Regions from separate parts of the Homo sapiens genome. Here region 2 is linked to region 1. A link is a loop called in an ENCODE intact Hi-C map of the cell type or tissue named here. Cell type or tissue: dorsolateral prefrontal cortex. All regions are shown on one strand. Links, peaks and the distances in the headings refer to the core of each region. The heading gives the core; the rest is flanking DNA.

Region 1 (16,664 bases), core at 7,626-10,125:
TTGTTTGATTTTTTCTTGTAAATTTGTTTAAGTTCTTTGTAGATTCTGGATATTAGCCATTTGTCAGATGGGTAGATTTTAAAAATTTTCTCCCATTCTGTAGGTTGCCTGTTCACTCTGATGGTAGTTTCTTTTGCTGTGCAGAAGCTCTTTAATTAGATCCCATTTGTCAATTTTGGCTTTTGTTGCCATTGCTTTTGGTGTTTTAGACATGAAGTCCTTGCCCATGCCTATGTCCTGAATGGTAATGCCTAGGTTTTCTTCTAGTGTTTTTATGGTTTTAGGTCTAACATTTAAGTCTTTAATCCATCTTGAATTAATTTTTATATAAGGTATAAGGAAGGGATCCAGTTTCAGCTTTCTACATGTGGCTAGCCAGTTTTCCCAGCACCATTTATTAAATAGGGAATCATTTCCCCATTTCTTGTTTTTGTCAGTTTTTTCAAAGATCAGATGGTTGTAGATGTGTGGTATTATTTCTGAGGGCTCTGTTGTGTTCCAATTGTCTATATCTCTGTTTTGGTACCAGTACCATGCTGCTTTGGTTACTGTGCACTTGTAGGAGCAAAGACTGAGGTTTCCCAAAGAAGGAATATGCCTTACAGCTACAATAGAAGTCCCATCTGATTTTCCAGCCTGCTGGCCTGTGCTACACATTTCGGACTTGCCAGCCTTCACAATCTCATATGCCAATTCATACGTCAATTCCTTAAAATAAATTTATCTTTATACCTAGATACCTCTCTCTGTCTTTCTGATGTCTATGTCTCTATATGCCTATCTATCTAGTTCTAATATCTATTATATCTATTTCTAATGCTATACAATAAACTATGAGAAAAAATATATAGAGAGATATGTAGATAGATTGATACATACATACATACACAGAGATAGGTAGATGATAGAGATGATAGGTAGATAGATACATAGATACGTAAATACAGAGAGGTAGATGATAGATAGATAAATAGATAGATAGATAGAGAGATAGATGATAGAGATAGACAGAGATAGATAGAGACAGATAGATACATAGATAGACAGACAGATATCCCATTGGTTCTGTTTCTCTCAAGAATCCTGACTTGTATACCCACTCACAGATATGAGGCCTAATTGCAGTTTAGTGCGTCTTGTCTGGTGGTCAGCCTGGTGGCTCTGCTTTAGACTATGGATTGGATTCAGGTCTACAACACGTGCACTCAGCCCAGTTAAAGGGGCAGTGTATTCTTGCCCACACATGCAAGAGGGCAAGGCAGACTGCCACGCAATCCAATTGAAAGACTCTGCTTGAATTGTATCTAATCACATCTCATTGCCAAGACAAAGTCAAAGGATCAGGAAAGTACATGCCATCCCATGGAAAAGAAAGGAAATATTTGTTGAGAAAAACCCTATATAGCACAATACTAAAATTCAAATACTAATTTTTGTGTAAATCAGGGAAAACCTATAATTTGTTAGGTTATAATTTTTTATGATTTCTTTGGAAATTTTTTTTGACTGAAATAAGATGGTAAAATAAAATAGGTGGTTTTTCACATTGCATGGCATATCAAAACATCTCCTGAGCTCCACAAATATGTACACCTACTATGTACCCAGAAAAATTAAAAATTAAAAAAATTAAAAATAAGTGGTTTAAAAAACGCTCAAATATAAAAGATACAATCATTTATTGTTGATGATAAGTTAATTTGCTTTTCGGAATATCCATTTTCTGTTAAACTACTCTAAAAGATTATAATTTTTATTTGTATTTTGTAGGATGAATGAAAAATACAGTCAAATATACATACACTACAATTTTTTGTATTGAAGATGACCATGCCATATGAAATGGAAAAAGAATCACACCCTAAAATTACAAATAATTTCCAAAATATTTAGAGTTAAATTTAGTAATAAAGGTACTGGACTTGATTTAATTTTAATTTTTAATTTGTATGGGCACACAATAGGTGTATATATTTATGGGATACATGAGATATTTTGATACAGTCATACGGTGTGTAATTATCACATCAGAGTCAATGATGTATTCATCACCTCAAGCATTTATCATTTCTTGTTGTTATAAACATTCCAATTATACTTTTTTAGTTATTTTAAAATGTACAGTAAATTATTGATGACTGCCATCACCTTGTTGTGTTATCAAATACTAGATCTTATTATTTTAACTGTATTTTTGTACTGACTGACCATCCCCACTCCCCCTACCCACTATTCTGCCCAGTTTCTGCTATCATTCTATTCTGTATCTCCATGAGTTCAATATATATATATATATATATATATATATATATATATATATATATTTTTTTTTTTTTTTTTTTTTTTTTTTTTGGCTTCCAAGAATGAGTGAGAACATGCCAAGTTTGACTTTCAGTGCCAGGCCTATTTCACTTAGCATAAAGTCCTCTAGTTTTATCCATGTAAGGTACTGAACTTTTAAAAAGGTATTGAATCTGATGGAAAGTCTTCACTGAAGACCTGAGCAAGTGAAAATCCATACCATATTTTTTGAAGGAAATGTTTAATGTATGTAAAATAGTAAATAATTGGTGTGTTAGGCCATTCTTGCATTGCTATAAATAAATACCTGAGACTGGGTAATTTATAAGAAAAGAGGTTTAATTGGCTCATGGTTCTGCAGGCTGTACAGGAAGCATGGTGCCAGCATCTGCTCCACTTCTAAGGAGGTCATGGTAGAAGGCAATGCAAAAGCGGGAACACTGCATGATAAAAGCAAGAGCGAGAGAGAGAGAGTAGGGAAGAGGTGCCGCACACTTTTAAATGATCAGATATTGCAAGAACTCACTCACTATTGCAAAGAAAGCACCAAACCATGAGGAATTTGCCCCCATGATCCAGTCACCTCTCACCAGGCCCCACCTCTAGCATTGGGAATCACAATTCAACATGAGACTTGGGCAGGGACAAATATCCAAACTATATAAATCGGTAAACACATTAACATCAGTAAATCCATTTGCTCCTATTCTACTTAGCATATCACATTGTAAATTAATTAATAATTTAACATTTCATATGGATGACATATTGAAAGATTGTCAAAATAATACACAACAAAATATGATGAAAAATATTTGCCTTAGCAAATAGTAAATATAGAACAATGAGTTCTATGATACTAACATTAACCAAAAGATCATTGGTACAGAATAGACAGTAGAGATTAATGTGAACTATTGCTGGTGGTGTCAATCATATTATATTTATTAACTTTTTATTGCCCCTCTCTATTGCTTTGCAGCTTTAGAGACAGGGTGGAAAGTGGGATATGAGTAGTGTGGACTAATTCCTATTGGATCTATTGTCAAGGAACAAGAAAAATAAGCACAAAAAAGAATTGGCCAGTTTGCAAGCATGAAAAAGAACAGAATTTACAAACGCAATGTATTTTTAAATGATAAAAGCCACATAGGGATATGTGCCTACAATATGATTATTATTAGAATTTTTATAAATCAGAAAATGTCAAAGTCCATGTATTCATAAAATTATTTGTATCTGATATGTATTAATAATGAGAAAAGATGTGCGACATGGAAGGATCTGGGTTGTTGTATTGGTTACTTTGATAGAGGAAGATAGGGAAGAGTTAAGTAACACCGGAAACAACAACGTCCATAAAGTTCGAAATAAATGAGATCATGGCATCACCTCCCGAACCCGCTATCTGCAGGAGTGAAGGCAGGCTAAAGGTGAGGTCCACCTAAAGGCAGAGAGGAACATGCACTCTGAAGTGTGGAGTGTGTTCCAGTCTTCCTGTGCAGAGGTCAGGTCAAACAAAACTTCCAGGGGAAATCTGGTCTCATCACTACACCCTTACCAAACACACGATGACAATGATGTAAAATTTCTCTGCTCAGATTGCCCTTATCTAAGACTTTCTCCTCAGCCCTCTCAGCTGCTGCATCAAACAAATGTCATTCCATTCAAATCAGTTCCATTCATTTTCACAATGTGCACTGAGGGCTCACAAAACCCCAGTCCATGTGCTGGGCACGGGGATAGAATGTTGCACAAAACACAGTTCTTGTCCTCCCAGCATAATTCCTAGTATAGAATGTGAGCAATCAAACAATTCCAATAGCCCATCAGGAAGGTTCCAGGGGTGCAAACACAATGTTACAAAAGCATTTATTAGGGGCAGACGTCTCATTTGAGTGAGTCAGTTAGGTTTTTCTGGAAAGATTGGGTCCAATTTGAAATCTAAATGATAAATAGATGTCCTCTGTAGTTAATGCACTTGACTCCACAAACATGGTTCATACACAAATACCACACTTGACCTGTTTTTCTTTTATTCTAGAAAGAGAAACATATTGATTTCAGATCATAAAACATAATACAGATAACAAAGTAGATTAAAGTGAAGCCAGGATTTTTACTGCAGAGAAAGATCATTTAAAGGATGACAAATAGAACTTTCAAAGCCTTTCCTTTTTTCCTTACTATCAAAATCAAGTAAATGTGTATTGCAAAAACAAGAAAAAAAATTGGAAGTATGAATTCATTTACTGAGTGAAAGATATACACACGGGAAGAATTTGTAATATAAAATAGAAATTTAAAAGTACCATTAATGATGAAAATTATAATAGTTACCATTAAAATACTTTTAGATCTATTAATTATTTAACCATCCCCCAAAACCTATGAGATATATTATATACGTTAATAAAAGCTAAATGTAATAGTAGATTTAAATCTGGGTCAAGAGTAGTAAGAATACAAGTTAATATTGAAGAAATGTAAGTTAGTGGCAGGCATTGAGTTCAAACTCAAAGGTTTCCTACTCTGTGCAGAACTATAGAAAAAAAGAGAAAAATAATAAAATAAGTTCAGTCATCTGTCCCTTAGAGATACATTTTGAGAAATGTGTTGTTAGGCAATTTTGTTGTTGTGCAAACATCAGAATGTACTTGCACAAGCCTGACACCAGGGTTTTGGCTCTCCCTCCACGGCTCCAAAACTCGTGTGTTCCATCCCAGCAGCTATAACACCATCTTTTCTACAGTCATCCCTATTCACACTGAGATCCTAACCTAGATCTAACCTACTACACACTTAGGGTCCTAGGCTACAAATATGGACAACGTGTTACTGTACTGAACACTGTAGGCAGTTGTAACAAAATGGTTAGTATTTGTTTATCTAAACATAGAAAGAGTACAGTACAAATAAGACATAAGAGATTTTTTAAAATGCACCTGAACAGGGCATTTTGTACAAATGGAGCTTGCAAGAAGTTGTCTCGGTGAATCAGCAACTGAGTGATGAGTGAAAGTGAAGGTCTAGATTACACTACCATAGACTTTATAAACACTGTACTTGGGCGATACTAAATTTTTTTTAAATATTTTTTTCTTCCATAATAAGTTAGCCCTAGCTTATTGTAACTTTTAAATTTGAAAGTTTTTATTTTTAAACACTTTTTCTCTCTTTTTTGCAGTGACACAGCTTAAAACACCAACACATTGAAGAGATGCATAGTATTTTTTGTACTCTTATTCTATACGCTTCTTTCTATTTGATTTCCTTTTACTTATTAAACTTTTCTGTTAAAAACTAAGACATGAATATGCACATTAGCCTAGACCAGGATGATCAATATCACCATCTTTCACCAGCACATCTTGTCCCACTAGAGGTCTTCAGGGGCAATAACACAGATGGACCAAACTGTCATTACATGGTGCATCATGGTAACTCTAAGTGTACAAAGTGGATCAAGAGATTCCGCAAGAAAGGGGCAGACAAATTGGGACTGGAACAAAACTCAAATTTTATAACAGAAAACTTAGATGCCTGAATTTGGAGAGGAAAATATTTGTTAATGTAGGAGAAAATATCCTAAAGCGATGTAATAAATACTGTGATTTTGAAAATTCAAGGAAAAAAAGAGAATCCTACAAGCATGTAAGTAAAAACAGCACACACACACACACACACACACACACACACACACGTACATTTACATATTAGCAACATGGGAATAGTAATGATAATGCCTCAACCTCTCAGGTCAGAGCAGCATGCGAAGCCTGGGACCAGTTTGTTTCATACTGAATTTAATTAAGTCTACTATCAACAGGATTACAAGCAGCAGCACTCGCCTCAGTTATACATACCTCTTCTCCTGCCCACACATTCCCACTCAACTATTATAAGTCCCAGGGGTAACAGTAGGTCCTACTCCAGATAATCAAGATATAGATTGAGGCCAGTCTACTCATTGTGACCCAAGGAGGGAGTTTAGAGTAATCTCCGGATCTTGATATATTTGCCAACAATATCAATAATTACAAGGGACAAAAGACGAGCCAACAAGCAGCTCCCATCCCCAGTGAACACTGCCCTTGCCCCCCTCGCTCTATATACAAACATATAACCCAAAAAGGCATGGCTCACTCCAGTTTGAGACTTGCTGTTAAACTTGATTTGAACCCCTGTTGCATTGGTTTGGTCAAGTCACATGGGCAGTGTCACCAATTAGCCTTGAATGCCATACCTGGCACAATTCAAGGCCAAGTGAGCCTTAGAAGAAGCAGATGTCTTTGCATCAGTGAGACGGATGCAAACAAAGTTGGGTCAGTCCAAGTGTTTGAAAACATATGAGGGAGTCCACACCCAGGAGCTGCCTCTGAGAAGGCATCAGGTACAGCAGGGTACTGATGGCCTGTCCAAAAGTACTTTTGTGTTTTTCTAGCACATGGACGGCAATGACAAGTCTGATAGGGGGTGAGGTTGCCAGCTGCAGCTGCTGCCTGGCTAAGGAGGACCACAGGATTGTTTTGTCATGGCATGGTGCTGAAATGGTGCTGCATCCATCTGGCAAGGAGAACACGAATTGCATCCTCTTTTTTGCATATTTTGGGGACTAACATGTTTCTTCTCCTGACACCAGGGTTCTGGCTCTCCCTCCATAGCTCCAAAAATGGTGTATTCCATTCCAGCAGCTATAACATCATCTTTTCTCTCCAAAAATGGTGTATTCCATTCCAGCAGCTATAACATCATCTTTTCTACAGTCATCCCTATTCACATTGAGATCTTAAGAATCAGATATAATGGGATAAGACATTTTAAAAAAATTTCCAGACACCCATGTAATCCCCTACCTTGACTTACAAGGGACAGTATAGGGGGCTACAGAGATTAGTGAGTCACTCAGGTAGTCATTGTTTATTTGATCTATGTCAAGTCATCCTAACATTCCAGAATTTAGTTTCAATCCTCCAAGACCCCTTTTATCTGAGCTGTCACCTGGAGGGTGCACCTACCAAGTTTGCCTGAGGTTGAGGTTAGGGGAAAGCAAAAAGTATTATGCCCAGGAATGGTAGGAAAAAATACTGAATCTTCAAAATGTTCTAGATAATCCTTTACTGGAATTATTACCCAGAAAGCAACCAAGAGAAGTTCTCCTCTTTGTAAGGACAGTCACATTCAGTGACCACCTGCTTTATTATAAAGTGTGTGGCCCAGGAGAGTGTGAGAAAGGGAAAACAGAAATATTTTGAGTCAATTTCTGAGGGATTTCTTTCATTGCTCAACAAGATCAAATGCCCATGGACAGTAGGGCATGTGACATGTCCACCAAATACCTTGATTATTGTTCCATTGTTGAGTAGACTTTTGACAAATTGTGCACCATTTTCAGATGGTTTATGATCTGGAAAGCAGAAAACATGAAAGAGTTTAGTTAAGGGCTACAGTATTGCTGCAAGAGTTGAAGGATAGGATTAGAACAGAAAACCATTAGCTGGAAAGTATGGACAATGACCAGACCCAAAAAGCTGTCAAAGAGCTGATGTAGTCAGATCTGATGTCCTCAGCAGCCATGGGTGAAAACAATGCCCATGCGATATGGCCTCTCTTACCGTAAGACAAACAGGCTAACATTTTGCAGGAGCCACAAGTCGGCCACACAGTGGTGGCTTTTGCATCAGAAACATAAAAGACCTTTCCTTTGTGCCCCGTCTGTGAGGGGGAGGTGCTGGTGCATCCATTTTGATGGTGGATGTGGGAAGCAATTATAGCAAAATGGACAGCACAAGCTCGATCACATTGGCTCCAGCTGGTGTCATTAGAGAAGAGTTTCATCTGCCCCCACTGTGAGCACCTGTGTGAGAGACCCAGGCTGCTCAGTCCTCACCATGGCGAACTGTAAACTGGTAGTCTGTGGGCTTCCAAGTGGTAGACGGGATGGCTGTGTCATTGAACACGGCTCCATGTGTTAGTAATCTAACCTTCCAGCTCCTCAGGAGCCTTGCCTGAGGCAAGGACTTCTAACTCATCCCGCTGTGCTCACTGGCTTTAGGCACAGGCAGCCTTCCAGAGCTATTGCTGGGGCTGGATTGCTGCTACCACCCGCATGACACCAGCAGCTCTTGGCATAACAAGAGCGGATCTTCTTGGTGGGGACCGAGGCATATTGAAAGTACTTTTGTGTGTGTCATGGCTGGGGGTGTCATTGTTATGAGGTTTACATTGTTGCGTTTCCCATCCATTATGTATAAGAGACAATAAATTCTCCCAATTCAGGGAATGCCACATCTAGGCATGTAAAGAGATGATCTCCGTCCCCTCCAGGCTGGTCGAGCAGAATCAGTTCCCAGGCCCAGTCATTTAAAAGCAACTGTAGATGGAGGGCCCCATGGAGCCAAAGGTTTTGCTTCAGAAAGTGGAGTGAGGGGCCAAGTTTCCCCAAAGATGTCAACTGACACTTTTTTATGTAAAACTGAGATGACGCTAGGGCCACAATATAGTGTGCTCTTGAATACAGCATTTCCATTTTCCAGAGAGGATCACGGGGCCCTTTCTTTGTTAGTTGTTGAATAGGAATTGACTCGTGACTAAATGGGCTCTGTGAGTCAGGAATTCATTGTTAGGAAAGCCGCTGACCAGCGGCCCTTTTTGGTTTGTTTTTAACATTGTGCACTTGGGGGCAGAGTCCGGCAGGTGGCGCTACTCAGCTGGGAAATGGTTTCTCTGAGTTTGGGCAGCAGTTAGTTTTTTTAACTAGAGCTGAGTTCTTTCTTCTACCTGGATTCTGCGTTGTTTCTGCTGGACCGATCCGGAGGGGACAGAGATTGCTTCTCTACATGCTTAGATGTGGCATTCCTTGAATTGAAAGAATTTATTGTCTCTTACACATAATGGATGGGAAATACAACAATGTAAAAGTGTAACAATGTAACAATGACACCCCCAGCAATGACATACACTAAAGTACTAATGTTCCCCGGTCCCCATCAAGAAGACCATTTTGACTTCTCTTCACTAGTAAAAATTGTATTAATTGAATTTGGTAACATTTGCCCCCAAAATGTGAACACTGACCAAGTTGTTTAACATATGCATGAATTGACTCTGCAGCAACATGTTATCCCATGGCCAGGATGCTGAGCAGTGCAGGAAGAAGGATGTCAAAGGCCTGAGAGAAATAATGGGAAGGAAACATTTTTTTCCCCTCTTTGGCCTTTTATCTCTGCTTTCACAGACTACTGCAGCGTTGTTCTGCAGTCCTCAATGCTTTTGCTAGTCTGTTCCTAACATTCTCTTTTCTCCTGAGACCTGGTAGGAAGGTGAATACATAACCTGAATCCAAGAGACACATAAAAGTTGGAATCCCTGCCTTTTCAAAGTTCCCATACATATAACCAGAGGGTGCCTATGGCTCTCAGTGTTCTTTAGGGACAGGGAGATCTTGGCTACTGATTGTTGAAAGGAAAACTTAAGATAAATTCAATTTAATGGAATTTAATTGAGCAAAGTACGATTCACAAATCCAGTAGCCAGAATAGGCTCAGCATGACTCTGGGGCTGTCAAGTGGTCAGATAATATTTATGGACAGAAAAAGAAAAGTGACATACAGAAAAGGGAAGAGAGGTGCAGAAAACAGCTGGATTTGGTTACAGCTCTGAATTTGCCTTATCTGAACACAGTTTATACAGTTAGCCAGTCTGTGATTGCCTGAAACTGATTGGTACAAGAGTAGATTACAGTCTGCTTACACATCCTATTAGGTTACAGTTTTCTATGTAGAAAGAAACCTTTAGTCTGAACTTAAAGTATGTAAGGAGGCAGCTTCAGGCTAATCTTAACATGCCTAATCTCCTTTCTTTTTAAAGCAGCTGAGATCCATGCAGAGGAAAGGGAGCGATCAGAGGGTACCGAGGGAGAGAGTGACTTCATGCTACAGCAAGCTGGCTTTGTGTTTACTCTCTTTAAGAATAGCTGCCCACTTAATTTCCACCAGAGGAGCTTCTAATGTTTGCTCAATCAAAGGTCTATGTTGAATAGCAAATAGCATGTTTCTCATTTTTGATACTCTTTATTCAGTTTTGGGGACTTCTTGGCTTCGAAGCCGCATCTGTCTTGCCTTTCCGCAGGGGCTGCTGGGCTTCCTGCCCCTTGTCATAGTAGCATCCCTTTCTTGTCCTCCCCCCAAGGAGAGTGAGTCACAAGGTGTGCTTGTTGAAATTCTACCTCTAACTATTCACGTTCATTAACAGGAAAGTGCATGGAAGTGCACTGACGTGTTGTGAAATGCTACGAAGAAAAATAAAGCAGAAATTCCTAGGTGTTGATGGATGGAATTGCATTTTAAATAGGTGGTAGAATGAACATCGTGGAAAAGATGATATTTAAACTTGAAAGATGTTAGAAAGCAAGCCACATAAATATCCTGGGAAAGAACCTTCCAGGAAGAGGGAACAGCAAGTGGAGACTCTCTGAGGGAAAAGCACGCCATGTTTGCCAGGACCGCAGATGGTTATTGTGGATTAAATTAGCCAAAGGGTAGGATTTGAGATCGGAGAAGTAGTGGTGGTCCAGATTCGGGAGGATCCTGTGGCCCACACTAAGTGCTTTACTTCAATCTAAGTGAAAAGGAGAGATAATGGAAGTTTCTGAAATGGCAATTTGACTTATGTTTTAAAAAAACAAATTGGGCGACTGCATTGAGAGTAGTATATGAACAAGTAAGGGAAGGGATAGAGAGTTCATTTGAAGAGCACTGCAGCAATCCTGTTGAGAAAAGACAATGGCTTACAGTAAAGTAGTGATAAGGGAAGACCTAAGAAATCACTGGATTTCATATCTGTTTTGAAAATGAAGGTGGCAATATTTGTTGCTTACTTAGATAGGTAAAAGTCGAGAATGAATGTATTTTGCTACAATCTTTAAGAATGACAAGGTTTAGTAGTAACAATATCTATTTGAATGTTCTTTTTATTCTTTCTCTTGATAGCCTTTTTGTTCTTCCTTTTAATCCAGATAGCTATATGCAAGCATTTCCTAATTTATATACTTTTATTGGTCTGTCAAAATCAGGCTTGAGTAAGTTATCTCACCAAACATATTTTCAATATTTGACAACGGAGCCAGCCATTATTAATGTACTGTGAATTTCTCAATTAATAACCTGCTTCAGCATTTAGTTAATTTTTGTTTGTTTACACAGTCATTCCCAAGCATTAATTTCTTATTTGCTGAATCACGATAACAAATAACATATAAAATCAACTGTATAATTTGACACTCTATTTCCTTTACCTTTAATAAAAAATATATACATTCATTTGTGGTTTTATTAATACTGAAAATACATAGAGAAACAGGCACCTTTTCTTTTAGTTAATTCCAACCTTTACATAAGTCGACAGAAGAAATTCCGAACTAAAATTTCTAAGATAGTAATTTTTTGAGGGGGTTGTAAATTTATTGTCAGCTATTTTTACTGATATATTTTCATTGTCTCCTAATCAATTTTTAATTATATTTTAAATTTTATAATATTAGATAAGTGAGCTTTCACTTTCAAAGTAAGTAACTTAAAAATGGCATTTTTTTGAGAACATGTAATAAGTTTTATTGTGATAGGAAAATATAAATAATGATTTGTTTGTTTTGAAACTTCAGATTGGATTGTATTTTGTATAATATGGAATATTTGATTAAGCCATACCCTTGGTGAAATTTATACCTGATGTGGCTGCTCTATTTTGAAGGGAAACAGCTGTTTTTCTAATGTTTCTGTGGTTTTATGAACACGATGTTTCCTTTATGAGACAAAGTGGATTCAAATTAGCTCTCAACTCCCTCCAGGAGCAAGTTGCGCAAATGTTTTGTAACTTACTATTGCTTGGTAAACGTTAGATTGCAGATTATCCTAGGTGCAATGCCTAGGGCTCCTTAAGTGCCGTCATTTACTTGTTTATTTTCTTCTCAGGCTAGGGAATTACTTTATGAACTCAGAGTCATAAAAGAGAGCAACCAAGTGGGAAGAAAGACATTTGGTATAATACTTCTTTGACTGAAAAGGAAATTGGATTTTACCTATTGCAAAGGAGGTCACAAATTTTATTGTTAAATGGGCTAAAGTGTACTTATTTAATAAGATGTGGGCTTAAAATGGAAGACTTCTTTAATCTCAGGCCTCCAGCAAATACACAATAATTTATATTTTTTCACAGAATTTTCACATTTGGTAACCTTAAACTTTTATGGTAACTTTGATCGATTGTTTTCCATAATTGTTTTTGACCTTGCTATAATGGATAAAGCATACTTGTTTAAACACAAAAATCCTTATGTGGGAAGTAGAGTTATTTATATTTGACATAAGTTTCTGGAAGTGATTTACAAGGCAGCTGAAATGTATTAAGCTAATGTTGAAAGAAGAAAGTAGTTAAATATATGTGCAGAGTGCTTATGCTGGCAAGAATTCCAATCCAGTCTTGGCCTGAATTGCTTTAAGAATCATTGTTTATGTTTTAGGGGAACTACATGCAAAATAGAGAAAACGAAGCAAACAAATGTAGAATTATGTAATATACTAGGCTGTAGGCATTCTAAATCCACACCCCCAAATAAAATGAAATAATGTTGTCTGAATATCATACCTGTTGCTTTGGTGTGGGCCACAGGATCCTCCCAAATCTGGACCAATAGATGTCTTATTGCATATGAATTGTCTATGTATTATAGTATACATATATCATAATCCTTTTTATAATTTACTCTAAGTTTTCTGAGACTGTGTTGAAAGATATAGGACAAAAAAAGATTTACTGGGACAATGTGAATAATGGAAATTTCTGTTAACTAATGAGATGAATGTCTACACAAAAAAAACGAAAAACGTAGCACACTTTGAATGAATAACAATGCCTAGTTCTTTCTGTCATCATAAAGCATGATAAATATTAGTTTTCTTTTCTCTTTCAGGAAAATGAGAGGAAGAACTATGAGTGAAGAAATAAACACGTTGAAGCTGTAAACTTCCAAACCAAAAGCATGGTGAGTGATGTTTTTCATAATGATCCTTGCATGTTTAATCATATACTGTTATTTGTCCCATTGTGTCTGGAATTGGTGGGTTCTTGGTCTCACTGACTTCAAGAATGAAGCCATGGACCCTCGTGGTGAGTGTTACAGCTCTTAAGGTGGTGCGTCTGGAGATTGTTGCTTTCTGATGTTCGGATGTGTTCGGAGTTTCTTCCTTCTGGTGGGTTCGTAATCTCACTGGCTCAGGAGTGAAACTGCAGACCTTCGCGGTGAGTGTCACAGCTCTTAAGGCGGCGGGTCTGGAGTTGTCCCTTCCTCCCGGTGGGCTCGTGGTCTCGCTGGCTTCAGGAGTGAAGCTGCAGACCTTCGCGGTGACTCTTACAGCTCATGAAAGCAATGCTGACCCAAACAGTGAGCAGTAGCAAGATTTATTGCAAAGAGCCAAAGAACAAAGCTTCCACATCGTGGATGGGGACCCTAACGGGTTGCAACTGCTGGCTCGGGCAGCCTGCTTTTATTCTCTTATCTGGCCCCACCCACATCCTGCTGATTGGTAGAGCCCAGCGGTCTGTTTTGACAGGGCGCTGATTGGTGCGTTTACAATCCCTGAGCTAGACATAAAGGTTCTCCACATCCCCACCAGATTAGCTAGATACAGAGTGTCCACACAAAGGTTCTCCAAGGCCCCACCAGAATAGCTAGATACAGAGTGTCGATTGGTGCATTCACAAACCCTGAGCTAGACAGAGGGTGCTGATTGGTGTATTTACAAACCTTGAGCTAGATACAGAGTGCCCATTGGTGTATTTACAATCCCTGAGCTAGACATAAAGGTTCTCCAAGGCCCCACCAGACTCAGGAGCCCAGCTGGCTTCACCTGGTGGATCCCGCACGGGGCTGCAGGTGGAGCTGCCTGCCAGTCTCGCGCAGTGCGCCCGCACTCCTCAGCCCTTGGGTGGTCGATGGGACTGGGCGCCTTGGAGCAGGGGGCGGCGCTCATCGGGGAGGCTCGGGCCCGGCCGCACAGGAGCCCATGGAGGGGGTGGGAGGCTCAGGCATGGCGGGCTGCAGGTCCCAGGCCCTGCCCCCTGCCCGGCGGGAAGGCAGCTAAGGCCCGGTGAGAAATCAAGTGCAGCGCCGGTGGGCTGGCACTGCTGGGGGACCCAGTACACCCTCCGCAGCCGCTGGCCCGGGTGCTAAGCCCATCATTGCCCGGGGCCGGCAGGGCCGGCCGGCTGCTCCGAGTGCGGGGCCGGCCAAGCCCACGCCCACCGGAACTCCAGCTGGCCCGCAAGCACCGCGCGCAGCCCCGGTTCCCGCTCGCGCCTCTCCCTCCACACCTCCCTGCAAGCTGAGGGAGCTGGCTCCGGCCTTGGCCGGTCCGGAAAGGGGCTCCCACAATGCAGCGGTGGGCTGAGGGGCTCCTCAAGTGCCGCCAAAGTGGGAGTCCAGGCAGAGGAGGCGCCCAGAGCGAGCTAGCGAGGGCTGTGAGGACTGCCAGCACGCTGTCACCTCTCACCATGAGGTCTGTATAATTGAAGGTTGCCTAGATTGCATTTTTCATATTGTAGTTTTAACCTGTGAGTTTCAAATCACGTGGGTCTTCCTTTATTTCAATGATTACATTACAATTTCCAGGACCTCCCAAGCCTGGGAAGTCAGATTAACACATTCCCTGTTCTTGATGTTCTTTGCACCCTATTTGAGCTTGTAAATTTTCCAGGCAATGTGGAAACTCTTGGAAGACAATTTACTTAACAGCTGCTTCTGTCAAAACCCATCCTGCGGCTTGTTTGCCTACTGTCTTGTGGGTTCTAATTGTTCTCTGCTGCTACAGCTGCTGTCCCAGTCCCCTGGTAAAGCCACTGTCTCTTTACCTCCCATACCTAAAACAGCATATCCATAACACACAGCTGTTGAGTATGGCGGGTTTTAATGAAAATTCATAATTACACAGACGTAGTTCTGCACAGAGTAGCAAAGGGCATGACTCAAAATTGGAAGTCCTATCTTAGAATTCTGTCTGGTGCTCCTTGACACAGGGGGTTTCTCATGGGGGATATGGTGCTTATTTCCTGCCATAACCTTGCTGGATTCTCTCTCTACCCAAAACTCAGTTCTCTAAATTCCCTCTGGTTCAGTGCCCTGAAACTCTATTCTTTGATGCCAACTTTTGGGAAACTCTAATTTCCTATAAATTTATTTGTTTAAAGCTTTCCCACTTACACAATACTTGCCTATTTTTTATCAAAAAGCACTTGTCTTACTAAGAGTAATGTTGTCTTCCTACACATATCAAGTGAGTTAATATATTTTTCTGTTCTACATATTTATGGATTCATAATTTAATATATTTTTAAAAATCAAATCATAGAGCTGACAAGCACAAGATACTTGGTTACAAATAAAAGAGAACTATAAAATGTACAAAAATATCTTTAGGCAAACATTTGTAAAAACATCTATAGCAATACCTGTTAGTTGACATTCAGAAGTATAGGTAAAATAAAATATTTTGTATATCTACTTAGCTAGTTACACTTTTTGTTTCTATCAGCCATAGCATTCTTTAAGGTAAACAAAATTGTCAGGTTTATAGTTACAGTAATTTTTCGATGTTATATTTTTCATGAGTCTAGATATCAACATCAATTGTTAATTTTTTTTTTAAATCAGACAAGCTGTATTTAATTCACAAAATGACACTAAGAAGTGCATAGCAATTTTTTTTTAGGGGGATGAGACTTTTAATTTTTCCCCTCTTGCCTCCAGGCCAAAAATTCTTGGAAGGCATATCCCCACCTACAAATTTATTTAAGTTCTCTCCATATCCTGGATAACAACCACTTCAGAATAGATCAAGTACAGTATGTCTCTGCATGGTGTAAGAGGGCTTATAATGGAGAAAGACCACAATGGCTAAATCCCAATGTATATTACATATTTTTAAATGACTTTATTGATTGAGTTGGGGGTACAGCCACCACCAATGGTATTTTTTAATAGACTGTTTTAGATTTACAGAAAAGTGAGAAGACAGCACAGAGATTTCCCACATACCTCATATCCAGTTTATCCTATCAGTACCATTCCCATTAGTATAGCAAATATGTTAAAGTTAACAAATATTGATACATTCACGTTAACTGAAGTCCATTCTTTATTGAGATTTCTACTTCCCATATTACTTTTTCTCCCTATGTAAAATACATCTGGTTTTCCAAGAAGTGAAACAGATTTAGATGATAATAATGCCAGTAATTTCTAAATATGAAGTTGCCAATTGCTATTGTTTGGATATTTGTCCCCTGAATCACAGGTTGAAGTGTAATCC
Region 2 (16,664 bases), core at 6,086-8,585, 1.2 Mb after region 1:
ATAAATTCAAGCATTAAGCATCTGTGGTGTTTCAACTTGCTCTTGCCCCATTCCCTTCCCAGGGCAAGGAGATCTTGGTCTGCAGGAGGTTACAAGCCAGTTCCAAGATCTGTTCTCTCTAGAAAAAGATCAACAAAATTGATTGGCTAAGAAAGAGAAAGAGGACTCTCAAATAATTACAATCAGAAATAAAGTAGAAACACTACCCTGATTTTACAGAAATAAAAGGATTTTACAAGGAAGTCCTGCAAACAAATACCAACTAACTGGAGAATGTATAAATAATGAATATATTCTTTTAAATATGACTTACCATGACAAAATTAGGAAGAAATGAAAATTCTGAATAGACATACTACTGATAAGGAGAGTCAATAAGCCATCAAAAACTTCCCAAGAAAGAAAAGCCCTGCAACAGATGGCTGTACTGGTTTAATTCTACTAACCATTTAAAGGAGAATTAACACAAATTCTCAAAATCTTGCAAAAAGTAAAAAAAGAGGGAAATTACCTAATTTATTTTATAAGACCAGCATTCTCCTGAAACCAAAAATAGACAGACACTAAAATAATAGAAAATTAAAAACCAATATTCCTTATGAATATTAATACAAAAATTATTAACAAAATACTAGTAAACTGATTTCAGCATAATATCAAAGGAATGTACACCATGAGCAATTGGGATTTTTTTTCCTGGAATACAAGCTTAGTTCAACATATGAAAATCAATTAATTTTCATTTCCATTAACAGAATAAAGAAAAAAATCACAAGGTCATGTCAATTCTACAGAAAAAGCAATTGACAAAATTCAATTCCATTTTATGATTTAAAAAAACATAAAATAGAACTATAAATAAAAGAAACTTCCTCAACATAATAGAAGCCATATGTTAAAACCCCACAACTAATATCACTAAAATGGTGAAAGACTAAATGCATTTACTGTAAGACCAGGAACAAAAGAGGATGCCTACTTTTGAACTTTTATTCAACATAATACTGGAAATCCTAGCCAGAGTAATAAGGCAAGAAAAAGAAATTAAAAGCATCCAAATTGGGAAGGAAGTAATACAATTATCTCTGTTCACAGATGACATGATCTTATACATAGAAAGCCATAGGGAGTACACAAATACAGACACACCCCCACATACAAACACACACAAACTTTTAGAACTAATAAAGTAATTCAGCAAAGTTACAAGATAATGAATAATTGCAAAAGAAAATAAAGCAATTCCGTTCTTAATACCATAAAAATGATAAAATATTTAGGAATAAATCTAACAAAAAATGTGTGCACTGACAATGACAAAATATTGTGGAAATAAATTAAAGACATAAATAAATGCAAACTATTATAAGTTAACACTGCAAAACACACACACACACACACAATCCAATCTTTTAAATAGGCAAAGAACTGGAATAGACATCTCTCCAAAAAAGATAAAAAATTAAAATTAAAAAAAAAGAAGACAATGACTAGTGTTGGTGAGGATGTGGAGAAATTAGAACTCTTGTGCCCTGTTAGTGGAGCAGTGAAATGGTATAGCCATTGTGGAGAACAGTATGGAGGCCTCTAAAAAAATTAAACATGGCAGGGCGTGGTGGCTCATGCCTGTAATCCTAGCATTTTGGGTGGCCAAGGCAGGTGGATCACCTGCAGTCAGGAGTTCAAGATCAGCCTGGCCAACATGATAAAACCCTATCTCTACTAAAAGTACAAAAAATTAGCTGGGCATGGTGGAGGGCACCTGTAATCCCAGCTAATCAGGAGGCTGAGGCAGAAGAATCCCTTGAATCCAGGAGGCGGAGGGTGCAGTGAGCCAAGATCGCACCATTGCACTCCAGCCTGGTGAAGAAGAGCGAAACTCCATCTCAAAAAAAAAAATAAATAAATAAACATAAAATTACCATATGATCTAGCAATTCCGCTTCTGGATATATACTTAAAAGCACTGAAAGTGGGGTGTTACACCCATATTCACAGCCACCTTACTCATGATAGCCAAAAGGTAGAATCACTCCAAACATGCAGCAACAGAGGAACTGATAAAATGCAGTATACACATTAAATAAAATATTAATTATCATTACAAAATAAGTTAAAATTTGATACATCTTACAGCCTGGATGAACCTTGAAACATTATGTTTACCAAAGTTAGCCAGGCACAGAAAGACAAATATTGCATGATTCCACTTATATAAAGTACCTAGAACAGTAAAATTCATAGAGATAGAAAGTTGAATAACCAGAGACTCAGGAGAGGGAAAATGGGAAAGTACCCATTAAACAATGGGTACAAAGTTTTACTTTTGCAAGACGAAAAGACTTCTGTATTTCAATAGTACCATTGGTTGCACAACAATATGAATATACGTAGTGTTATTTAAATGCACACATTAGAGTTGTTAAAAGGATAAATATTATTGTATATATTTTTTAACTACAAAAAATAAAATCAAAATGAGAACAACTAGTAATTGAGCTGTTTTTCAGAATAGAAAAATGAAGAAGAGACACAACAAATGCTGGGAATTTATGATGAAAATCTGACCAAAATCACAAAAAGTGATATTACTACCAAAATATATAATTATCTTCAAAATGCTAGTTTTGCTTGGATTTTCAGTGTGTGAGGCTTAGATTTTCTGAGATATGAGGTAGGGCAATGTGCATTTTTCAATTTTAGGCACCAAATTGTTTATAGTATCAATAAAATATATATAAATATATAAATTATAAATACATAAATAAAATATATATAAATTATGTTCTAACTCATTAGAATTTTTTTTACTTTTTAATTTCTTCAAGTAGTACTAGAATAATTTATTCTGGTTTTAAGACTACATAATTTTTCACAGCTTAGGAATACAGATCTCACTGTGTAACAGCTTTGTATCTGGATGCACCATAGTTTTGTATGCCACATGTGATCTTTTCACATAATTTCTTAGACTGCATCATAATATACTACTGATTATGGAAAATACACTTAAGGAAGGAAGACATGGTGGGAATAATAAAAGGGCATTTGTCTCACTGAGGCTTGTCCCTTTTAATATACTTTCTTTTCCTCCAGGACAGCACTGATTCTAGTTGCTTTTTAAAAGACCTTGTGTCTTTACTACAGTAATTTTGTCATTTACTTGAATAAGTCATTCCCTATGATTACCCCAAGGCCCTATCTTACAAAAGCTGTAATAAATTTAATCATTACATTTGTTAGAACTATTTACTATTTTATAGTATTTACTTGAGAAAGTGAGATGCTTCTCAGGGAAAACTGACTGACATGTGAGAGGTTAGAAACTATGATGTCTGACTTACAGAGTTTGCCTGTCTTTCCTGATAAAATTAACCAGACAGTTTTTATAATCTCCACTTTAAATGTTTATGCAAATACAGTTTATGCTGAGAATGCTAATTTCAAATTAAAACACACACACACACACACACACACACACACACACACACACACACACAAAGTATTCTGAGATTTTCCTGCATTTAAGAGACTTAAGCTGAATATTGATTATTAAGCATTGTGGTTGGCTCTACGTGCAATGTTTTTTAAAACATAAATAAAGTAAATTTAAGTACTACTGCCATTTGAATGCCATAAATAAAAAGGGCAATTTTCCTCTATCAGAATCTTTACTGTTCTAAGAAATATCTTTAAAATCGTTTAACCCAATACATTCTGTTTCTATGTGTCAACATGCACTATAGGAAAGCTGATTATTCTATAGAAAGTTTTTTTTTTCTCTCAAGTATTATAGTGGAACACTTTCTTTGTTTTCTCTCACTCTTAATCATAAATAACACATAAATGCTTGAAGAAAGACTATTAGAAATTTTAATTGAAATTCAGTCCACTTTTTAAGTATTCTTTGAAGGTGTGCAAATTGATTTGTAATGCCTAACTATAAGAATCAAATTATTTCCAAGAAATATATGCTTATTACCATAAACATACCTACCTAAACAAAATATTATGTAAAGGAAAAGGAATTATTCTGTAACTTTATTATAGTACACAACCACATAGATTAAAAACAAACCGTAATACAATTGAAATGTCATGACTAGTACGTTTCTAAACAGAGAGCTCCATATAATTTCAAAATATTCAATTCTAAAATCAGAAGAATGTAATACTATTATTTATTTATAGCTGTTACTTTGTTAGAAAGAATATGATCTACAGGTGTATGTGTCTTATTATAATAAATACATAATAATTTTCAATTATCTTTATAAACTAAATATCATGATGTAAGATAAAAATATTGTGTTTCTATGAAGGCTAAATGAAAATAAAATAATAATATTACTCATTTAAAGTTAATTTAATAATTTCATCTTTATTTTAGAGTTCATCCTTTCAATTTAGCCACATAGAATACAAATTGATAGAGAATACATCTAATTATCTTCCATAATCTTTCTATTTAAACTTAAGTGGAATGATCTTTCAAATCTGGATATGATGGAGGGGTATATCTAACTCTGTCATATAAAACAACTCTAAAAGATGCATAGTATATAGAAAATGACTGTTTTAAGGCATTGAAGGCAATTAATGTAGGGAACTCAGGATGGAGTATGATTCTTGAGAGAAAGAAACCATAACAAAACAAATTTTATATGCACATATACTGAGGGTATTTAAAAATATGTAGTGCTGGTTGAAAGAGTCCAAGCAAAAATTGTGTAGCTTTTGGAGACAGGTTGGAGTTCAGAGCTGGCACAGGGGCTGAGAAATTGAGGACAAAAGCACAGAGAAGAAGAAACCTCAGGTAAGTGAGGAAAAAAACAAATGCAATTTTTCTTGTGGTAATTGTAGACACATCCACTACTTTGACACTTGTAGAGGCTCTGAGAAACCAACAGAAAGTGCATCTGGAAGGCAAAGGCGCTAGGCAGAGATTTCAGCAGCCATGAGTTACTGGAGAGTCAGAAATTGGTAAACACTTGAGACCAGTGGAGAGTAAGTAAAGAAAGATCCGGATTCCAGGAATAAGAGCTACTTCCCGGAAGTAAGGAGAGCAATAAAATAAGCTAGTGCTAACAGAATCCAACTGATTTAAGTAATCCACACTGTATATGTCTGCAAGAAATAACTTGCCCCTCTTTGAAAGATTGCACAATCATGAACCTCTGCAACTCCTTTATGTAATGTTCAATCAGTAATTCAAAGTCATGATTAAAAATGAGCATTGGCTAAAACTAAGAAGGAAAAAATGTAAAAAATGACCCAGGCATGATTATGATATTAGAATTCTACAAAAAGTTTTGAAATAAGTATGGTTAATATGTTTATGGTTAATATGTTTAAATAAAGAAAAGGGTGGGGAATTTCAACAGATACCAATAATCTTTATCTACTAAACCAAATAAAAATTTTAGAACAAAAATGTCAATGCTGAAGTGTGTACTTAATATATTTAATAGATGGGTTTAATTGCTGAACAAACAGCAGAAGAAAGGATTGGTGTACTAGAATATAGGTTAATATAAAATATCCAGGTTAAAGAAGACTGTAGAAGACTGTAGAATAATAATTATTATACAGCAAAGACAGTAATAGATGAATGTTATATAACTGAAAGACCTAGCTGACATACTTTGTAGAACTAATAGAAAAGAAGTGAGAAAATGAGGTCGAAGAAATACTTGAAAAAATTCTAACCAAGAGTTTCTCAAAACTAATAAAAGATAGCTTAAAAAATCTTTACAACCATTAGTCAGATTTTTAAAAAGTAAATACCTAGGTGCATTGTAGGTTAAATTTTTGAAAACAAAATATAACAAAGAATATCTTAATAGAAGAAAGGTCCAATAAACTACAGTAAACTATTGTACAGTAAAGGAATTCTACAGTTGATTTTTCAATGAACAAAATGGTAAACAGCAAATTATATTAATAATTATTGAAATGGAGAAAATCCTTCAAACTAAAATTCTATTCTGATTGGAAATACCTTCTGCAAATAAAGGCAAAATTGTAAATTTATATAGAAAAGCTGAGAAAATTCATTGGCAGTTTTCTGTCACTAAAAATGGGAAAATAATATTTTAAGAAATTTACAATTCCCTTTAGAAAACAATAATTCTAGAAGGAAACACAGAAATTCAAGGAGAAATAAATAGTACCAGGAAGGGTAAATTATTACTGTCTTAAAAAATAATGATTTGCTATTTAACACAACAGCAACAATGACAATTTCATATAGGACTGAATATATAAGATGACAAAAATAGAAAAAACAACAACAAAGGGTTAATGACATTAAACAGTTTTAAAGTCATTCTATTTTCAAGCAATGAAATTATAATTTAAGGTAGAGTGAAATAAATAATAATATCTACAGTATTTTTTAAATAGAAAAAAGTATAAAAATGTAAAATTTTTAAAAAGTGAATGGAGGACAAAATGAATGAAATTAAATAATTCAAAGAATATGAGAGAGGGGAAAAAAGGAGAAGAAAAGATTAGCCAAATAGCAAATGATATACCTAAATGAAACTATATCAGTAATTAAGATACTTATAAGTGTAGTAAATCAACAAAAGCAAGAGAAATTATAATGTCATTTTAAACTAAACAACAACAAAAATATTAGCTAAGTGGTCACAAGAAACATTTATAAATTAAGAATAAAAAATTAAGAACAATAAAGTTTGAAAGTACAATTATAGAAAACATTATACCACACAAACCATAACCAAAAAGAAATGAAGAAAAAAAAGAAACCTCTGGAATAGCTATAGGAGACAAATTAGACTTTAAGGTATGGAGTATTATTAGAACTATAGACATATATTTCACAATAAAACAATTTTAATCAAGAGAAAGATATCAAAGCCTTCGATCTGTGTGCATCCAATAGCATGGTTTAAAACTGCATCTAAGAAAAATTAAACAGAGGAAAAAAGAGAAATGGAAACATCTAGTATCATCTTGGAAGACTTTAACATCTCTCTCAATAACAGACGAGCAAAAATTCTATAAGGATATAGAAAATTGGAATGGTACAAGGAATAAACTTGAATGAAATTTACATATGTAGAATACTAAACATGCAGCTGCAGAATTTATCTTATTTCAAAGTGAGTAGGAACAGTTATCAAAATCAAATATATACTGTCATTTTAAAGAAATGCTCAAAACGTTTCAAAATATATGCCTACAACTATAATAAAATGACCCAGATATCATTTTCAAAAGACACTAGAAAGACCTCAATTCTTTGATAATTAAAAAAAATCCTGCATATTTTGATGGGTCAAGGGAGAAGCTTTGTTTTCTTTTTCTTTTAATTTGTTTCAAACAAAATTTTAATGATGAAAATATTATATAAATTCATATTTGTACCCATAACAATGAAAATAATAAAAACAACAGCTCCCCCCCCAAAAAAAATCAATGCCAATATCTTCAGCAATATTTTCTTTCTCATTAACTTTAGAAATTACCCAAACCAGTTAAACAATTGTGATGTTTACTAACTTTATGGGAAATACTGCCATCTATTGAATTTTTAGAGCTTGATCCTCCAATATTACATGGCACTAAACCAACTGCAGTCACAAGTGAGTTTACGTTCTTGGCAATTTACTATCATTTAAGTTCTGGAGAAAGTTATGTTAGATTAAGCTAACATAATGATAGCAAATTTCCAAAAACTGAAGCTCACTTGTGGCTGCAGTTGGTGCAATGTAATATTGGAGGATCAAGCCCTAAAGGTTGATTCATTGTGATTATTTGGCATGTGTTATGCTTCTTTCTGTTACTAGATGACTTATCTTACAAGAGCAATCCTCAATACAACAATATAATTCCTTCCATTTAGGATATAGAAGGTTTGTTTTGTAAACTTTCATGTAAGGTATTGAATTTTATATGCATATGGTTTGTGCAGAATAAATAAATGTCAGTGACTTTTTAACCTATCCAAGAATAAGTTATGCAACAACCATAACCCAGAATAAAGTTTTTAAAAACTAGAATAGGAAATGGCAGAATAAAATAGATTACCTTTAATGAAAGAACACACACTAGGGAATTTTATATCTTTAGATGGATGATTTTCTCTAGAAGGAGAAGTACACATCGTTTGTGTACTTTGAGTAGAATTTCAAGCCATAGATGGGCTGATTTGTTTTCTTTCACTATGAGTCCTTTTGTTTTGCTTTGTTTTGTTTGAGTGGCTCCTTTTCCAACACCATGTAGCCCAGAGGTAGGCATCAATTTGAATTAAATAGTAGCTACCCTTGTAGTTGGGCATGCATTATCCAGTCTCTATGCTCCTTTTTCACATTCCTGATACTGACAAGCAGCCTGTTTCCTCCAAGACATTTATCTGACTTGTATCCTAAGCTACTGAGTTTGTAACTCTCTAGAGTAGAGACATTGTAAAGCAAATTACTAGCTCTAATTTACTACCTCTCTAACACTTACTCAAAGCCTATTTACTTCAAGATAAAGGGATAACTAATTACCATGCAATATAACTAGCCTACTCACTTTCTCAAGCATGGTAGATTAAGCATGGAGGAAAAAACACTTTGAGAGAATATTTTTGCAAAATTTGTAGTTAGGGATGTTTATTCAAGTGTCAATTGTAAGAAATATAACTGTCTCAGACAGGTGATGAGAGAAAGAAGTAGAAAGGGCAACTGTAAAAACCTCACATTAAGAGAAACAATTCAACTACTGGATCCATTTGATGACAGGATATGAACTTTATAGAATTTGAGCTGTGTATAGACTTGCGCATGTCATGGTATTTTGTGAATACAAGTCCTTATATTATTTCTTTTCTCCAAGCAGTTTACAATACTTCCCCACTAGGTACATAGCTGTTTAATAAGCTGCAATTTATGGATAAATTAAAGAGCACTTTACTACAAGCTACTTTTGTCATGGTGACACCAAACTGTTGCAAAAGCAGAATTGTTTTGTTCAAATGGAGTGCGAAATAAAGTATCTTTTAAGAAACCCCAAGTGTAAACTTCTGATTGTGTAGTGCCTCCTTTTCAAAACTCTAAGAACACCTTGAAATGCAGCAGGATTTACATCTGTCAGTCATTCTGCCAGAATGTTACTGACTGAAGAAACATAGAATTCATTAGACACAATGAGTTAACTCAGAGAGTATACACTTATTCTGTTTTGTCAGGTAAAGTGATTATTTTCACTGTACACTGATGCTTCAACAATGACACTATTATTGATCAACATAATAAAATTAGGAACAAATATCTCTTTATTATATATCTATATTCATCTATATGAATAATATTCCTTATATCCATCACAATTAAAATTTTCTGTACATCTGCAAAGTCAATCTTAATAAACCTGTAATTTTAATAATTATTTTAGGAAGAAATGGAGAAAAAGAGAGAGTGGGAGATGCTATATTTACTACAAACTAGCATTTACTGAATCCTATGATTTACAACCTGAGTTTTCTGTCTATTAAGGCTACAATATGAATGTACATCTTTAAAATAGTGGTGGTAGAATCTATTTGAAAACAAGATAGGCAAGTTGGTATCCTAAATTATAATAAAGAGTATATTCTGTTGAGTCTGAATTATCGCTTATTATCTTTATCTTCAACTTCAATTGTACCAATCTATGAAATAATAACATTTACCTCATGTATATGCACATTGTTGAACTAAGTGATAACATTGATACAAAAGTTCATCCTAATCTGCAAAATGGTTTAAAATTTAATTATATTTTATGGCTCAATAAAATATGGACTTACCTATGATATATACTTTCTTCATAGAGCAAACGCCACATGAATGCACCAGGTAACATTATCTTATCTCTGGCATCAACATTTTAAAATGATTTTTATTTAACTATGACTATGATTTGCATGTATTTAATAATAATCTTTTAATAATGATGGTTTGACAGAGTATTTAAATTCAACTAATTTACTCACTAAGAATCATTTATCAAATGCTGGGCCCTCACTGGGCTGAACACCTAAGTTCGCAAAACAATTAAGCGTCTTCCTAGAGGATCTCATAAGTGGAAGGGGATCTATGTACCTGCAGAAATTAGTATAACATGAACAAGCACGCAAAAGTGCTGTGCAAGGGGATCTATGTACCTGCAGAAATTAGTATAACATGAACAAGCATGCAAAAGTGCTGTGCAAGAGGGAAAATTAGTATAACACGAACAAGCATGCAAAAGTGCTGTGCAAGAGGGAAAAAAGAGTGAGTAATTCTGCAACAGGAATTAATTGCAAAACTGTTCTAATTCTGCAACAGGAACTTCAGAGAAACTTGTAGCAGGGATTTTAACAAAGGGCCGTGAATAAGGAAAAATTTTAGTTGAAGTAAGGACGTACAAAGTGTTATTATATTTTAGGAGGAGGCAGTATTCCACAGTGTCTAGGCCTGAGGTGTACTGCAAATGCTATTAAGAGACAAGAGATAAAGTTGAGAAAGGCATTTCGCGCTGATTTGAGAAGAGCCTGTATGACGTACCAAAGGATCTAATTTATGACAGTTTTTAGACATCATTTGTAAGAGGAACATAAGAGACAACTCCTCTGTAGGATATTTGTGATTATTAGTGACTGTCGTATAAAATGTTATCTATAGTATCTTCCATTTTTAAAAACTCAAATATATTATAATTATATCCTTTACATTCAGAACATGTCATAAACACCATCTCCCTCCAAACCCACAGGATTCATATTTCTCCTCTCCCCCCAAAATTGCCTACTGAATTATGCTTTCTGTTTTCAAGTCTTATATTTTACTCTGAGACCTCATCTTATCATATTAACTTCAACTTGCTTTTGGATGATGCGTGTGTGTGTGTGTGTGTGTGTGTGTGTGTGTGTGTGCATACATGCATGCATTTGTATACAGCATTTATTCATAACATGAAGAATTTTTTTAAAAAATTCAGTCACAGAATGTATGGAATAATGTTGCATGAAAAGAATGTTCACATCAAAATACCTTTTCAACATCTCCATGAATACTTTAAGAATATACAGATACTTCGCCAAAGGCAAGATGCCATTTTTTAGTACCACCACATCATTTTTAATATTTAACTTGATGCCAAATGAAACTCCAACTCTGAACACATTCCCAATTATTTCCTAGGTTCAGAAGACAATAGCTGGAGTGATTTCATGAGTCTTACATGAAGAAGGGTGATCATATAGTACAAAAACAGAACAATTCCACTTAAGAAAACAGTAACATAACACTGTTCAAGTATTTCATTTTACTTTACATAAAGAGATAATGATAAATTCAAATCATGGAAAACAAATACGTACTTTGAGGAAAGCGTGGTGGGTTGTCATTGACATCGGTTAAGGTGATGTTGACTGTTGTAGATCCTGAAAGCCCTCCAACTTGCCCAGCCATGTCTTTGGCTTGAATGACTACGGAGTAATGTTCTCTGGCTTCTCTGTCCATGTTATGTAAGGCCGTTCTAATAACTCCTGTAATAGATATATTTTAATAAACAGTATGAGCTATATAATAAGCAAGTATCAACAAACATACACATACATATTTTAAGAAATGTCTTTTAAAATAGCATATTTTTGGGATAAAGTCACACGTCTGAGAAAAACAATATCTTACCAATGCATGAATACTGTCTCTTTGAAAAATTTACTTATCCCATGCCCCAAACATCCTATTAAGTAAATTAAGATGTCTATCTCTCTGCATTCCTTAAAGTAGATGGTCCCTCGGCCGGATGCGGTGGCTCACGCCTGTAATCCCAGCACTTTGGGAGGCCAAGGCGGGTGGATCACAAGGTCAGGAGTTTGAGACCAGCTTGACCAGTATGGTGAAACCCCGTCTCTACTAAAAATTAAAAAAAAAAAAATTGGCTGGGCGTGGTGGCGCATGCCTGTAATCCCAGCTACTCATGAGGCTAGGCAGGAGAATCGCTTGAACCCAGAAGACGGAGGTTGCAGTGAGCGGAGATCACGCCACTGCACTCCAGCCTGGGCGACAGAGTGAGACTCCAACTAAAAAAATAATAATAATAATAAGTACATGGTCCCTCAAGGGTAGTCCTGCCACCCTATTCCTAGTGCTAGTGTGCTGAACATTTTACAATTTGAGCTCCTCAGAAGTTTCAACTAAGGTGGTCATATTGATTTAAGCAGAGGCTAATTTTCATCTTTATAGAACAATTTACATAGCTTCCTGGCAGAGTTATCAATGTTTAATGATGGAAAACATTTGAGGAGTTTGGACACTTAAACAGAGATTATAGGCAGGAGGCATATTAACACGTATCAAAGACTAAGAAACTCACTATTTTTGTTAGAAAACAACTTTAAGGAGAACTAGATCTAAGTATTTAGGCAAAATAAAGAAACTGATAAGGTTTATTCTATAAATCATCTGTAAAAAATCACATTTTTTATCTTAGTAGTGCAAAGAGGGACGTTTAACATTTTTGCATGATGAACCCTTGGATTGAATAAAGAAATGAAAAATATTAAATACCCATCTGTGATTACGCATACATAAACACCCACCTCTACATACATAAATTTAATAGCTCTGTTAATAGAGTCTTACGTTTTAAAGTTAAAAACGCATATTCTGGAGGATAAAGTTTACTCAGGGTATATTAACTATGCCATAACATAGAATATTGTCCTCATGTCCATGAGATAGATTATAAACATGTGTATAAATATCTGTATATCTATGTGTATATATGTATTTATATGTCCATCTATATATGCATATAATTATAAAATATAAACATATTTGATCCTTCAAACATAAGTCATTTTTTCATAAATGTATTTTCATTAAAAATATTTGAAGCATGTCATCTTTAATAAATACACCAATGACTTTCAATCAAACTCGCACTTGATTAGTTACAGTACAATTCTTAAGAAGTTGTCAATTATAACTGTTACCTATAGGCTTTACCAAATACTTTTACAGACAATATCTTAATTTATGAGAAGGAGTTATATATTTATGTTAAAAATAGCCTTTAAAAGCAGAAAGGAGTATTCAATGACTTGTTTTGTCATATTTTGAATATAAAAAAGTAAATCACTATTTTCTTTTTTTTCTGAATTGATTGGCTAAGTAATAATGACTTTGAGAGGAGAGCCTCAGGTATCAGAAAAGAAGATCCCATAACTTTCACATATTGTGAACATATAATTGAGGGAATTCAGAAAAATTTTCCTGAAGCTAAATAGAAATGAAAATTATTCTTATCAAAATAAATTATAATAATATTATAATAAATGATTCATCTAACTCATGCATATGAAAAAGCCTCAAGCACCCTTATTAAAAAAACAATGTTTTATCTTACGATAATTACATTAGTAGGAATTGAATTGATACAGAAATGAACAAGCAAAGAACTTATGAAAGAAATTTATATTTTCTACCACTTGAAAAAAGTAAAGCTGTCTTTCCTAAGGAGAATTAATTATAAATAGGACTTGTCTTTGGTGGGGAGAAATATGAGATTATTATCAAAGATAAAGGTTTACAATAAAATCATTAGTGAGTTTTGCAAAATAGATATGTAAAGGTAAAACTAAGTATTATGAAGTGAATGACACATATCTACAACCACTTCCAGGATGAAATGGGAAGAAATTTGCCAGCCAAATTTGCTCATGGATAGAAAAGACCATATCCAAAACGGACACATACTTCTCTGAAAGGATTGTCTCGGGATTAATTTAAAATCACAACTCTTGGCTGGGCGCGGCGGCTCAGGCCTATAATCCCAGCACTTTGAGAGGCCTAGGCAGGCAGATCACGAGGTCAGAAGATTCAGACCATCCTGGCTAACATGGTGAAACCCCGTCTCTACTAAAAATACAAAAAATTAGCTGGGCGTGGTGGCACGAGCCTGTAGTCCCAGCTACTCAGGAGGCTGAGACAAGAGAATTGCTTGAACTTAGGAGGTGGAGGTTGCAGTGAGCCAAGATTGCGCCACTACACTCCAGCCCGGTGACAGAGGGAGACTCCATCTCAAAAAAGAAAAAAAAAAAAAATCATAACGCTCTCTTCAGGATGGCCCAGCTGCATGTGCTTAGCTATGACCCCTCCTAGAGACATATAGATAATCAGAAAGTGTTACAGCCAAATTGCCATAGCAACATGATTTCAGTAAAAGATGATCACTTTCTAACCTGGAACCCAGACGCATTTTCTGGGATCACTTAAAGTACAACTGATACACAGTAACTTCTTATTTCTCCTTTTAAATAGACTATATTTAGAGCAATTTTAGGTCCTTTCACTGTAAAATTGAGCAGAAAGTACAAAGAATTCCCATATACCCTTTACTTCCTCCATGAGCACAGCCTCCCCACTAACAGTATTCCATACCAGAATGGTACATTTGATACTATTGATGAGCCTACATTGACACATCATTACTCTCCGAAGTCCAGATTTTACAACAGGGTTCACACTTGGTGTTGTATATGGTATGGGTTTTGACAACTATGGCAACATTAAACTACTTCATAGTATCAAAAAGAATAGTTTCACTGCTCTAAAAATTGTCTCTTCTCTATCCCTCCCCTCCCTCAACCCCTGGCAACCACGAATCTTTTTACTGTCTCCATAGTTTTGCCTATTTCAAATGTTATGCAATTGGAATCATACAGTTAGCCTTTCAGATTGATTTCTTTTACTTAGTCATATGCATTTAAGATTTCTTCATGTCTTTTCACAGTGTGGTAGCTCATTTCCTTTTAACTCTGACTAATATTCCATTATCTGCATGGACCACAATTTATTTATTTACTCACTTACTGAAGGGCATCTACTTGCTTCCAAGTTTCAGTGATTAGAAAGAAAACTGCATAAACATCTACATATGGGTTTTTGTATAAACACAAATTTTCAACTCATTTGGGTAAACACAAATAAGTGTGGTTTCTGGATTGTATAATGAATTTATCTGAAATTGTGAACAGTGTTGAAATAAGTTAGGGGAAAATGGCAAACATTTATATCTTACCAATATTGTGATAAAAAATTTTTAAATTAAATTCAAGAGTAATTCACAGCCTACGTTCCATTCTCACAATGCTTAGCATAATAGCTGTCTTTTTTTTAACCGAATAAAATATATATTATGAGTAAACACACGCCTACATCCTCACCACACAGATACATACATTGATTCCCCCCCACCCAAATTTTATGCACGAAGCTACATTTGAACATAGTGAAAACATCAAGCAGAATGATCGTTTTAATTAAAAAAATTGGTTAAATGTGAAGCTATACAGGCAAAATGATCATATGCAATGATTTTCTCAGGAAATTTTCAGATTACCTTGTCCTAGCTTAACTATTGCAATGCTCCTTTTCATTTTAAACAGTGTGGCAGTTTGGATGATCAATTATTTTGTCATTCTAACTTTTAGAATATTGTTATTGGTTTTCAAACTTGTGTTTACAATTATCCTGAAGTTTCCTCAATGATCAAATTGCTCATATTTCAGTCCCCAGAAATTTTGATTTAGTAATCTGAAGTGGGACTGGCTTACACACATCTCCAACAGACTATTGCGTTAATCTCTTCAGGCTGCCAGAACAAAATACCATAGGCTGGGTGGTTTTAAAAACAGAGATTTATTTCTCACACTTCCAGAAGCTAGAAAGTCCAAGATCGAGGTACCAGATGATTTTATTCCTGGTGAGGTGTCTCTTCCTGGTTTGCAGATGGCCACCGTCTTACCATGTCCTCACATGGGCTTTCTTCTTTGCAAGCACTGAGAGGAGGATGGGGAATCTCCTTTTTTAAATTTTTTTGAGCCACTATTTTCATCATGAAATGACCTAATCTAAGCCTAACTACATTCCAAAGGCCTCATCTCCAAATACCATCATATTTGGGGTTAGGAATTCAACTTATGAACTCTAGGGAGGTCGGACACAAATATTCAGTTTGATTTGTGTGCAAGTGGTTCAAGACCATATGTTGCTGAATAGGCAACAATTAAAAAGGCAAAGTCCTGCCATTATGTTTCCATGCATTTCTTCACATTTTATCTTCATCATGTCATGCCAACAAATGTATATGTATAGGGATCAAATAGGCACATAATATACAAAATGATGTGCATTTTTCTCAATTGTAAAAGGTAAGCCAATGGATAAAGATAGAATAAACTATATAGACATAGTCCAAGTAAGAAAGTATGTTTTATTTGTTTGGTTGGCCATTTCTGTCATGTATCCATGTATCCAGTATTTGCAAAATAATTTACCCTTGTCTTTGATAAAATCTTACTAAGGGAACACTGTGTAGCCTTTCCATTTAGTACATTTTTAAAGCCAAAAATACAGAGCAGCAAAATTAATTTCCATAAATTACTGCATTGTGCATTTGTTTAAAAATAAAATGCTTCTCTTTTCAATACATCCTAGGTAAATGGTTACGGCATATTCTAAATGTTTGTTGGAAAGGCTTCACTGGCAATGTTTACTTCAAAAATTTTAACTTGAATTGTTGCCTCTTATTCTCTTGTGATGCTGGGTTGAATCAACAAGATGTGATTACCTGTGTATCATTTTGTTTTGTTTCTTATTACTTCCCTGGTAAACAAT

Evidence for each region. Peaks named below come from ENCODE experiments on the same cell type or tissue, not always from the same donor. Only the 100,000 strongest peaks of a DNase experiment are listed, where the experiment ranks them.
Region 2: a loop joins it to region 1, with 5 times the contacts of the local background. A loop is called at or near these places in 12 of 110 quality-filtered maps.

The regions. Positions count from the first base shown.
Region 1 is chr5:18,385,392-18,402,055 of GRCh38, forward strand. No RefSeq gene overlaps it. Among named protein-coding and RNA genes, the nearest start is that of LINC02100, 350 kb to the right of the region's middle. RefSeq lists an enhancer at 8,499-9,137. In dorsolateral prefrontal cortex, for the core only: CTCF peaks have their summits at 8,992 (motif pointing right) and 9,192; a DNase peak (open chromatin) is centred at 8,970; H3K4me3 peaks cover 377 bases; H3K27ac peaks cover 600 bases.
Region 2 is chr5:19,601,078-19,617,741 of GRCh38, forward strand. It overlaps CDH18 (cadherin 18), which reads right to left. Exons shown (of 13, transcript NM_004934.5): 6 at 11,357-11,524. Among named protein-coding and RNA genes, the nearest start is that of CDH18, 380 kb to the right of the region's middle. In dorsolateral prefrontal cortex, for the core only: a CTCF peak has its summit at 7,570; no DNase peak of the experiment used is centred there.